Linked DNA regions of Homo sapiens: region 2 is linked to region 1. A link is a loop called in an ENCODE intact Hi-C map of the cell type or tissue named here. Cell type or tissue: PC-3. All regions are shown on one strand. Each heading gives the region's core, and the rest is flanking DNA. Links, peaks and the distances in the headings are about the cores only.

Evidence for each region. Hi-C counts contacts between places; a loop is a spot of excess contacts. Peaks named below come from ENCODE experiments on the same cell type or tissue, not always from the same donor. Only the 100,000 strongest peaks of a DNase experiment are listed, where the experiment ranks them.
Region 2: it touches region 1 in a loop (6-fold over the local background); 1 of 110 quality-filtered maps calls a loop at or near these places.

The regions. Positions count from the first base shown.
Region 1 is chr3:60,933,962-60,939,286 of GRCh38, forward strand. The region is part of intron 3 of FHIT (fragile histidine triad diadenosine triphosphatase); the gene reads right to left. Among named protein-coding and RNA genes, the nearest start is that of FHIT, 310 kb to the right of the region's middle. RefSeq lists an enhancer at 1,385-2,584. In PC-3, for the core only: no CTCF peak of the experiment used is centred there; a DNase peak (open chromatin) is centred at 1,940; H3K27ac peaks cover 1,590 bases.
Region 2 is chr3:60,839,114-60,844,501 of GRCh38, forward strand. The region is part of intron 3 of FHIT (fragile histidine triad diadenosine triphosphatase); the gene reads right to left. Among named protein-coding and RNA genes, the nearest start is that of MIR548BB, 220 kb to the left of the region's middle. In PC-3, for the core only: CTCF peaks have their summits at 355 and 2,452; a DNase peak (open chromatin) is centred at 2,508.

The DNA of each region.
Region 1 (5,325 bases), core at 1-5,000:
CTCTGAATGGCTTGTGGAAGGGCATGGAATGGGGCCAGAAACTGCTTAATTTGAGGTTAATTAAATAGTGATGACAAGCCTTAATCTCCAACTTGTCATCAGATTGTAAACACTGATTGCAGCTGCAGCAATCTGCAATAAACCTATTGAGAGGAATCTTGACCAGAATGAAATAAGTACGTTGGTTACCCAGATGAGGCTGGGAGAGGTGAGATCAGAGAAATCTAGGCTTTTGCAGTACCAGGAGAAATGGAGACCTGAAAAGAGGGAAATTCATGGGCGAATGTGTCAATTCTGATTCCTGTACAGCCCTATCAAAAAAAAGAAAAAAAGAAAAGAAAAAATAACTGGATCCCATGCACCTGGAAATTGGAAAGAACAAGGGCAGAAATATAAAACCACTAAACTAAGGACCTGGAAAAAGCTGAAATAGCTTTACATCTATTAGCCATTGATGAGGTTTCCATGAAAAAATATGTCTGAGCCACTGCATGCCCTGAGGCCGCTGGACAGATGGTTATACCACCAGAGTGAGCTACAGCAGTGGCTTTCTAGAGTGCAGGCAAGGATGACAGTTACAGTGTGTTAGGTCTCTACTGTGTCTCAAGCACATCACATGTAACGTATATGATAATTCTCAAAAGTACTTTATGAGGTAGCTATTATTTTCTCCATTTTAAAGAGGAGAATGCTAAATCTCAAAGGAGTATCCTACCTTGCTTAAGTACATGTAACAAATGGGTTGAACCCAGACTGTCTAATGCCCTAATGCAAATTCTAAATCACAAGAATCTCTGCCTCCAGCTTTGAGGCAATGTTGAAGTGGGAAAGGGGAAAGAATAGTCAAGTTCCTGAAGAAGATGGGAAAAAATGAGTCAAAAATCTCCAAAGAATAGGGAAGCACAAAGGGCTGAGGTAACAAATGCCAGATGAGTAAACATGTTCATAACACTGCACCCCGGAAAGTGCCCCTCCTGGCTCCATTTTCATGGAGAATGCTTTCTCATTCTTCAAGATCCAGCACAAGGCCAATTTTCACCTCTTCTGTGAAGCCTTCCCCAAACCTCCTAGTGAGAGAGGCACTTTAAAAAAATATGTGAGATGCATTGAGAGACAGATGGACACCATAAAAGCTGAACTCAATATTACATGTGAAGAAAATTTACAAAAAAATCTTAATCTGAGTGTCAGAAAAATTGGAGTAGTGAAAGAACCATTACAGTTATTGTCAAATAGTTAATTAACTATTATGTAGGTTTAAATCCATGTATTCTTCCTTAAAACCTTTTGGAACAAGATAAATCATTCTCATCCATTCATTTATTCATTCCCTAGCACTGTGATAACACTAGAGAAATAACAATGACCAAAAACAGACACAATTCCACTCTCGAGGTACACATGTTTAAAAGGGAAAACAGAGTAATGATACAAAAATCACACAAATAAATGGACAATTATGACATGTGTTCCAAATAAGAGGTAAATGAGATGTTATTATTTTATCCAGGATACAGGACTGGAATCATTAAAGAGAATACACAGGGAAATAAGCTGCAGTTCATTATTTGGAAAAAGTTTCAAACAATCCACACAGAAATGGCCCCACACATGAGCCTGCTCTCTTCTGGGCATTGGATGTGTCCCGGCTGAGGCAGGGAAGACAAGGGTGCATCCGTCGATAACTTCTCAAGTCTCTTCTGACTCTAAGAAACTGTGACCCTATCATTCCAAACAAAATATTTTCTCAGATAAGAATTAGAATTGGCTAGGTTGAATTTCCAGGAGACTTAGGAAATATGTACAGAGAATAATCACTTCCTAAATAGAGAGGGGAGTCAAGCAAAACTGAGTCTTCTAAACTGCTCGGTAGCATTCTCCTTCTCTTCGCACATGGACACACTTCTGCTTTATGCACTGCCCTGACAGCTTCCTGAGGACAGAGGCTGATGGTCTTGCTCATCACTGAATCATCAATGCGTGGCACATATTAAATATTTGTTAAGTGAGTAAATGAATATGGTACTAAAATGTGCATACTGACAGAAACTTTTTTCTGTTGTGGCCCTTGTAGGTGAACTTCCTTGAATAATTAATGAACATGAAAGTCAGTCAATCACTCACCTCCTGATTAATAGTCAGGGTCCCTTGTCCAAACAGCCACTTAGTCCATTAAAAATTAATAATTTTCTACAGAATAAATATATGCTGTACATGGTACATCAAGGGTTCCACTTTTAATACGCAATTAAGTAATGCAGAAAGACTAGGAATCTATTAACTAAGAAAGAGCTCCATGAACTTGCCCTCCAAGTCATCATTCATTTACTATCCATTTCTCTTCCAATTTTAAAAAATTATTTAGCCAGAAAAAAAGTAGTTCTGAAAACAGAGTAAATAACAACATGTTGTCATATTTTGGCTAACATTTGCAGGCCGACACAATGTGTGTTTGTTAAAGATTTGAGATATGCTATTCCTTCTGTGAAATGACGAATACATTAGGGCAGATCAATACAAAACTGAAGCTCTATATGTAAAATGTTAAGGGTCTATTCATTGAAAAATTATGAGCCATGTTATAGAACTTAGGTCAGAGTTAAATTATTGATCTACATTCATTTTTCCCCTTTCCATGTGACTATCTTTTGATTTTTTATAACATACATTATTGCCTATGTAGAAAATGAATCCTCTTCTTCTAGAGCTAGTGTGTCTGGTGACTGACAATTTTCTAAAATTAACTGTTGTGTTGGTAGCATTTAGATTTGTAAATTGAACTCCCCTTGCATAAACATTTAAACATTGAAAATAAAATCTGTAAACTTTGGTAGCATGAACTCAAAGGGAAAAGAGGATAATTTTCATTTTTTAATACAAAGAAAGCAAAGAAAAAAAGGAAAGGTTATTTTTCTTAACATCATTCTACTACTTTATGGTTCTTGATACATTTCATTGATGAGGCCAAATTGTATTCAGTTGACTTTTTACAAATGACTAAACTGTATTGCTAAGCAAAGGGATGTAATCAACACTTTGTGAGCTGAAGTCTCAATTTTCAGACCTAAAGCTTACTCAAGATGTATAACCTCAAATTCTGTAAGCAGGTTAGATGTCTTGAAATACAAAGACTCTCATCCCCTATCAGCCCCCAAAGTGACAAAGGAATGTGTCTTCAATGAAGATTTTCTCTCATCTGCTGAAAAGGGAAAATGTGCAAATATTTCAAAGAAATGTAGATTCCACAGACCCACATTAATTCATGAAAAAGGAAGCTAATGTAAGAGTTCTTAGTAGGAATGATCTTTGATTTGGGGCTGTATTTGGTCAGTAACTTTTGCCTACTAGGAGAATATTTTCTCTTTAACGAAGTAGTATCAGACACAGAGGGCTCTTCATTTTCTCTAATGGAGATACAATCATTTAGATTCGTGCTCCAAATGAGGCAGAAATTACCCCTAATGTGTAGTTTGAACATTTGTATCAAAATACAGTGAAATGCTGTTTCAGAGTCTGATGAGAAAAATATGTGAGCTCACAGAATGTCTGCCTCTCTCAGGTGCAGAAGTGGTCTACTGCTTTTTTTTTCTTTTTTCTTTTCTTTTCTTTTTTTTTTTTTTGAGATGGAGTCTCACTCTGTCACCCAGGCTGGAGTGCAATGGTGAGGTCTCCGCTCACTGCAACCTCCACCTCCTAGGTTCAAGCAATTCTCCTGCCTCAGCCTCCTGAGTAGCTGGGATTACAGGTGCACGCCATCATGCCCAGCTAATTTTTGTATTTTTAGTAGAGATGGGGTTTCACCACATTGTTCAGGCTGGTCTTCAACTCCTGACCTTGTGATCCGCCTGCCTTAGCCTCCCAAAGTGCTGGGATTACAGGGGTGAGCCACCACGCCCGGCCCTCTGCTACTTTTCTTCACATTGTCACTGCAGGAATCACCTGGCTCTAGGGGGATATCCCACAGTCTCACATAAATACCAATCCCTGTCGCTGGAACAAGGGGGTCCCAGCCTCACAGAAGGCCTGAGGGACTCTGTTTCTCTACAGGTCAGCTCCAAAGCAGAGGGCCCTTTGCACCATAAATCAATGTCATCCACAGAAAACTCCAGGAGAAAGTTAAATACCAGCAGCAAACAATGTCTCTTGTGTAGCAGTCTCTCACCACTGTTTCTGCTAGGTGACAAAAGCAGTGAGAAAAGCAGAGGAAGCAAGGGCTGAAGACAGAAAAGTCAAAGAATTGCAGAACTTGAGAGTTGGAAAGGGGCAGAGTCCAAATAGGAAAAGACTTAAGCTTCCTACTGTGTTGTGCTATGTAGAATGCTGTATGAGGAAGGGCAGCAGGCTTTCTCCCCAGAAGCCCAGCTGAAAGTCATCCACACTTTACATGGTCCCCTATACCAGGCTTCAGCCCCCTTGGCCTTGGTTTTCTCAACACACAGTATGGAATCCATTTCTCATGAGATGGACTTCATTAAACACACTCATGAGACCAACATATAAAACCAGAATGTCAAAGTAGTAGTCTACGATTTGCAGTATAGCTGTTGCACAGATGTCAGAAAGACCAATACATTCATTCCCTTCCTGTAAATGTCTTCCCTGCAAAACCAAATCCTAATCAGGCAGCAATCTGACATGTAAGGAATCTGAACAAGAGGAGTTCATCTGATGAACTGAATGTTAAACAGCGTCAGGGGAGATGGAGTCACCAATGGGAAAGAATACCCAATGTCCCTTGGCTGCAGCTCTCTACATCCATTGCCGTAACAGAAATGGCCTTGCCAATAGAAAAACAATTCTCCAAGTTTCTCACAGGAGGTCCCGTCCCCTCCAAAGAGAGCTACATGTGTATTCTTTGTGTATTTTTATCATTGAGAAACATAATTTGAATGGGAAAGCCTTTCTTTCGTTCTAAAAACCCTGCATCATTTTTCTCATTGCAGGTTAAAATATGTTCATTGTAAATAATGAACATACGGAAAAGGGTAAAAGTTATTCTATTTCTTCCGCCCAGAAAACTATAGGTGGATAATCTTTCAGTCTGTTTCTATGTATACATCTTAGGTTGTCCATATAAAATTATCATTTTGCAGATAAAAAGCAGTCAATTAGGTGCAATTCTACATGGTCCAATCTCATATACATACGCACATTACATTAAAGTCAAATGACACCTTAACTTCTACTTTGTTGCTTTTCTTTGAATTAACTAGGGCTCATATACAGTTTTCCATGTTACTCGGTAATACCATAATTGATTCTCTTGCACGCACTTGTTTACCAAAACTTCTCATTATTTCCTTAGGGAATATTCACAGACATAGA
Region 2 (5,388 bases), core at 97-5,096, 95 kb before region 1:
CTCTACTAAGGAGTAAACTTTATCCTGTGTACCACGAGGAGCTACCGAACAGACGAAAATGGTGAGTGTAATATTTAAAGCAATGATTGCTACTATAACACTCTTTTTAAAGTAGCTTTTCCATGAATTATTAACATTATCTTTAGTCTAATACGTATCAAAATTTAGTTTATGGACTGGTAGGATGTGTTAATGGCCAATAAAAGTAAAAGACTCAGCCGATTCCCTGCCTTCTACACTCCATTTTACACACACTCCATCCTGCCTGCCGAATGACTTCAGTGTCTCTGTGACCAGTGAGTGAAGCAGCATGCAATGAGATCATGGCTAGATGGCAGCACATTCAGTGAAGTGCTTCAGCTTTCCTGTTGCTTCTGATTCCCTGGCATTTGTCAGTGTCTGTCAAAACATTAACATTTCTTAATGTATATTTTGCATTATTTACTAAATGAAAATTTTCCAATGACAGTGGCTGAGAAAAAAAAATCAGATTTACATACAGTATGTCAAGTTCACATTCGATGCCCCAGAAATGCCCAGTCCCCAAAGACCTCTAGGGACTGCAGCTCATTTGTTGTCCCTCTCCCTCTCCCGTTTATTATGCTGACCCTCTGCCCAGCCACATAGCTCACCCCACCCCCTTAGAAGCATCTAGAGTTGGCTCTAGACATGAAATGGAATAGATTTCTGCATTTACATAACTGCTATCGCACTTCTGGTGAAAAGTAGTTTCAGAAAAACACAGAAAAAAATAAACAGAAGAATAAAAAGTGTCTATGTGATAACATAAGGGCTTATTTAACTACGTCTTTATTTCCTTTACAGTCCAACTATTTTTTTTTTAAAACTGCATGCCACCTTCATGCTGCCTCTCAGAGGGGACTTGATCTTATTTAGACCCGGTGGCGAGGGTCCTTCAGCTCCGTGAGGAGCTCTCTAGCACTCAGTCCTCTTTAGAGGAAAGATATCTTCAGAGCCTAAAGGCCTTGAAAGAAATGACACATTTTTAAAAACAGAAAAACAAGCATGAAAGTGGCCCATCAGAAATGAAGGTGTGAACTAGAATACAATAGACAGCGAGGAAGGAGCCAAAAATCCTCACCCAGGCAGGCCAGGATATATGCAGATAGGGAGGAAATTGGGAGGCATTCCTTTGCTAATAAAGATGATTTTTCTTCTAATTTTCACATCTTTCATGATGTATCTTTTGTTTTTTGTTTTCTCTCTATGACTGCTGTTCTAAAATAAGTGGGCTTTAAGAATATGAACTACAGTCCGCATGTTTGCCAGCCCCATATTCTGCGATGAACTTGACATGTGAATGAATCAATTCTGCAGAGGTGAAAAGTTATTCCTACAAAGTCCCCAGTTTTCCTTGTGAGAAAGATCCCTACTTACCTGTAAACTTGTTAATTAAATGTCAAAGGTTTTTATATCAAGGACAATAACACAAGCCAACCTGGGAATCTGCTTGTCTGAAATAGGTAAAGAGTGTCTGTGTTTATTTAGAATTGATTGTACACTTTCCTTCATTCTCTACATAGATTTTATTTTCTCCCCACATTCTTCTTTTTCTGTATTGCCTTGAGGGCTTTCTCTTATAATTATGTGACAAATTATATCTGAATTATGTTCAAATAAGCAAGGAGACTGACGTTTTCTGTTAAAAACATATGGCCTATCAGTAATGAATGAAGTTTTGCCCATATCATGACATGACTTTATTGAAGGCACCATCTCATATATGCAGTTTTCAATGTGGTGTCTAACAGATTTGTGTAAAATGTCTAAAATTAAGCAAATGCAATTATATGAGTTAGTATCATCTTATCATGTACATTTTGCTTGATAATAGAAAAGCAAATGAAAAGTTTATTAGCTTATTACAACAGTCTGTTTTTGATTTTTACTTTAGACTCTATTCCTCTTTATTTTCTCCTCTTCTGTTTCGGGTCATTATTTTATCTGGAGAACCCAAAATCCAATTCTTCATCTGTATTTACCACATAGATCTTTAGATTCTCTTACCAATCCAACAGATTTCTGAATATTTAACTACCCTATTGTAAGTTGTCTTGTTTAGAAGAAATGGAATCTAAGATTGTGGCAGTAAAGGACAAGCTGTCAATGTGTTAAATAAATTCCTGTTGAAAAGTAACGGCATGCACTGTGTGTTAACATAATTTATTAGAACAATTAGAACCCATCCTTGTTGTCTTTTAATTAGATTATTCCCTGTTCTGGTAATTACACTAGACAAGGGAGAATAATAGTCTTGGGATTCTAAAATCATCTGTAGACTATGTGGAAAGAGAATAAATAATCAATAATGCTAATGTACCGGAAAACTTAAATTCCCAGAAAGAGATCTTTTATCATGAGCAATCCTTTGTATAAACAGCATTATTTCTCAATGTCTATGCTTATCTTGCCCAAAGTTGAAAAGTGAAGACACTGGACAAATAACAGATATTTATTTTACTGTCAGAAACCTGGTTGGGCTGGGCCACCTCTGGCCTCTAGTGGCTCAGACATTGCTTCAGTCCCTTGCAAAATGCCAACAAGAAACCGCAAATGAAGGATTTAAAATTCCATGCAGAGCAGCATATCTAGCAGTCTGAATGCCTAAGGGAAAGGATGCAGGGCTTTTAAGTTCTGGTCCTAGGTGAGGAATCATAAAGTTCCTCAATTTAAAAAAATATATACAAATGGACAAAAATGTCTTAGAACTGAGAAGGCTACTAAATATTAAAAAAAAATTTCTGATATTTCCATACATGAAGATGTTATTTGCAGAAATTAATAGGCAGGCTGTATGTCAGGAAAGTTTCTGGCTCTCAGGGATGGGCTGAGGCCTTTAGATGTGAATCGAACTACATCTCTGGTTTTATGTTTGGAAGACCATAGGGAATTCCAGTGCTCCAAGGACGCTCCGAGGGCCTACACAACTGTCATCAAGCATGTTAGGACATCCTAGAGAGTAGTTCCCAAAACTTCTAGGCTTCAGAATCTTGACAAAGTCATGGGTGGGCATATCCTGCCCTCACGGATAACCCTACAGTTGAGTAGAAGGATGCTGGAATGCACAGAATTGACACCAGTGAATCTGGAGTTCTCTGTAGTAATGAGCAACACAAATATCTCACCAACAGTCCCACTGTTATCCGAGTCTGCCTTAGTCAATGTAAACTCCTAATGAGACCATGTCTAGACAGTATTGATCTCCCACCAGAAAAAAAAAAAGAACTCAGAGTGTGACTTCTTTTCTAGCTTAGCCCAAATGACACCCTAAAACATGCTCTTTCATTCACTCATTGCTAACACTTTTCATAACCTGAGATATTTTATCAACTAGGCAGCCAAGGACCCATAGGCTTCTTCGCAAGGTATATGTGATATTTTTTATATTTAAAACATCTTTGATATTCAAATAGCAGATAAGAAAGTTACTTAAGCTTATTAAAGAACCTAGAGAAATTAAATGAGTGTATATATATATACATATATATATGAGTGTATATATATATATATATTTTTTTTTTTTTTTTTTTCCCTTGCTAGGCAAAGGAGACAGGCCTTTAAAAAATGAAAGTCCACATAAGATTAAGGTGTGATCATTCAAGTTAATGTGGGCAAGATATCTAAAGGAGAAATCATTAGCTTAAGCTATCCAAAGGATTTTACACACAGTCCTGTGGTTTAGGAGCAGAGGATCACCCGTACTACTGTGCTATCCATCCCAGCTGGGAAGACATGGTTCTTTATAGAAGTACCCCTTAAAATTGTCAGGGGTGCTATTAAGTACTTAGGGTTCCCCACTATTCTTATCTCCAGACTGGTCAAATCTACCAGGCATCTTTCTGATATATCAGATAGATATAATCTATCATAGATATACCAAAGATTTATTTGCATCTGAGTGTCCTGTGGTGAGGCATTCCACAGCAGGCTGTGCATCAGGTCTGTCTGCAGAAAGTAAGAAAGAAAGGAATACAGTTTAAAATTCACGTAGGAATGGAGTTTAAAAACTCCCCAGGCAATGTGAAGGTGAGTTAGGACTGGGAACCACAAGCTAAAAAGGAGAACCACAGAGAATTCTTTCTGACTTTGGGGCTGAAATGAAGCTGACCGAGGCATTCAGGTGGTTCCAGAGGCTGGAAAGTCTCATACGACAGGTTTTTTTCTCACAAAAGAGAAGTGAAATAAGTACCTTATTATGTTCCAATAATATCAAGATACAAATCTATCTTTTAGAAAAATGCTAAATAAAAACACAGTCAGAGAGAGACTTCCACCACTATAAATAGTTTCTTATAAATGCCACCTAGAGACAAAATTATCATTTCTATGATCCTAACCAAAAGAGCCTTGCATGTCTTGGAAATACTTTGCCCTCTAAAGCAACCAGAAGAACATTCCTTCAGTCTATGTGTTCTTGTGCTGGATTTTGAAACTTTTGAGCATTTGCTCCCAAAGTGAAATTTAAAAGGCTAACAGCAGGGACACCTGGATAACTAGAAAACTTACCTATTGATATCACAGGCTGCTTCTCCAAATATAATTTCTTGCAAGCATAGTAAAAATCCTATACTTGTTTGAAATGAAATGAAGGAAAGCCTATCATGAATTTCTTTTTCTCTGTGTTAATGAAAGACACGAGCACACCATGATAAGCAGGAGAGAATGACCTAGTGTTCATCCTTCTCTTCTTGTCCAACGCAGGTAACTATAGGTGGGCTCTGGGTAGAGTATATGATTGCTGCATATTTCTAAGAAATAAAGTTAATTTACAGGCTACCTCAATCCTGACACTCTAGGGGTAAGGCAAGCACGCATGTATGTATTTCTGGTAATCAAGAGGGAGAAATAGCAGTGAAAAATAGAGCTTGGATATATATCTTAAAGACATGCCACTGATTTCAAAATAGGGCAAGAGCACTTATGATTTAATATAATTTTGTTGGAAAAAGTTAACTCTCTCCAAGGAAATACAGAGCTTAGCAAATACCTTATAAATAATACAAAGGCATACTATAGTGTTTAGTAGAATCTTATTCACCCATTCTGATTTGGACAAATGTTAAATGAGACAAACAGGAGAAAAGTTTATTGATTAGGTAACCGATTAAAATTTTGGTGAAAAGCAGAAGTAGTAAGTTCCAGAAACAAGAAATAAATCATGTATATCAACAAGAGGAATGAAGGCATTTTGTGCAATCCTGGGGAATAGATTTTCTTAGGTATTTCATAAAATCATTGACTCTAGGGCAGGAAAAAACCCTACACACATAAACCCACAGCATTCTTTTTCCTGCCTCCACAGTTGTAAAGGCCCGATGATAAAACCTGTTTCCTAAGACTTCCCCAGAATGTGATTCAACACATTTT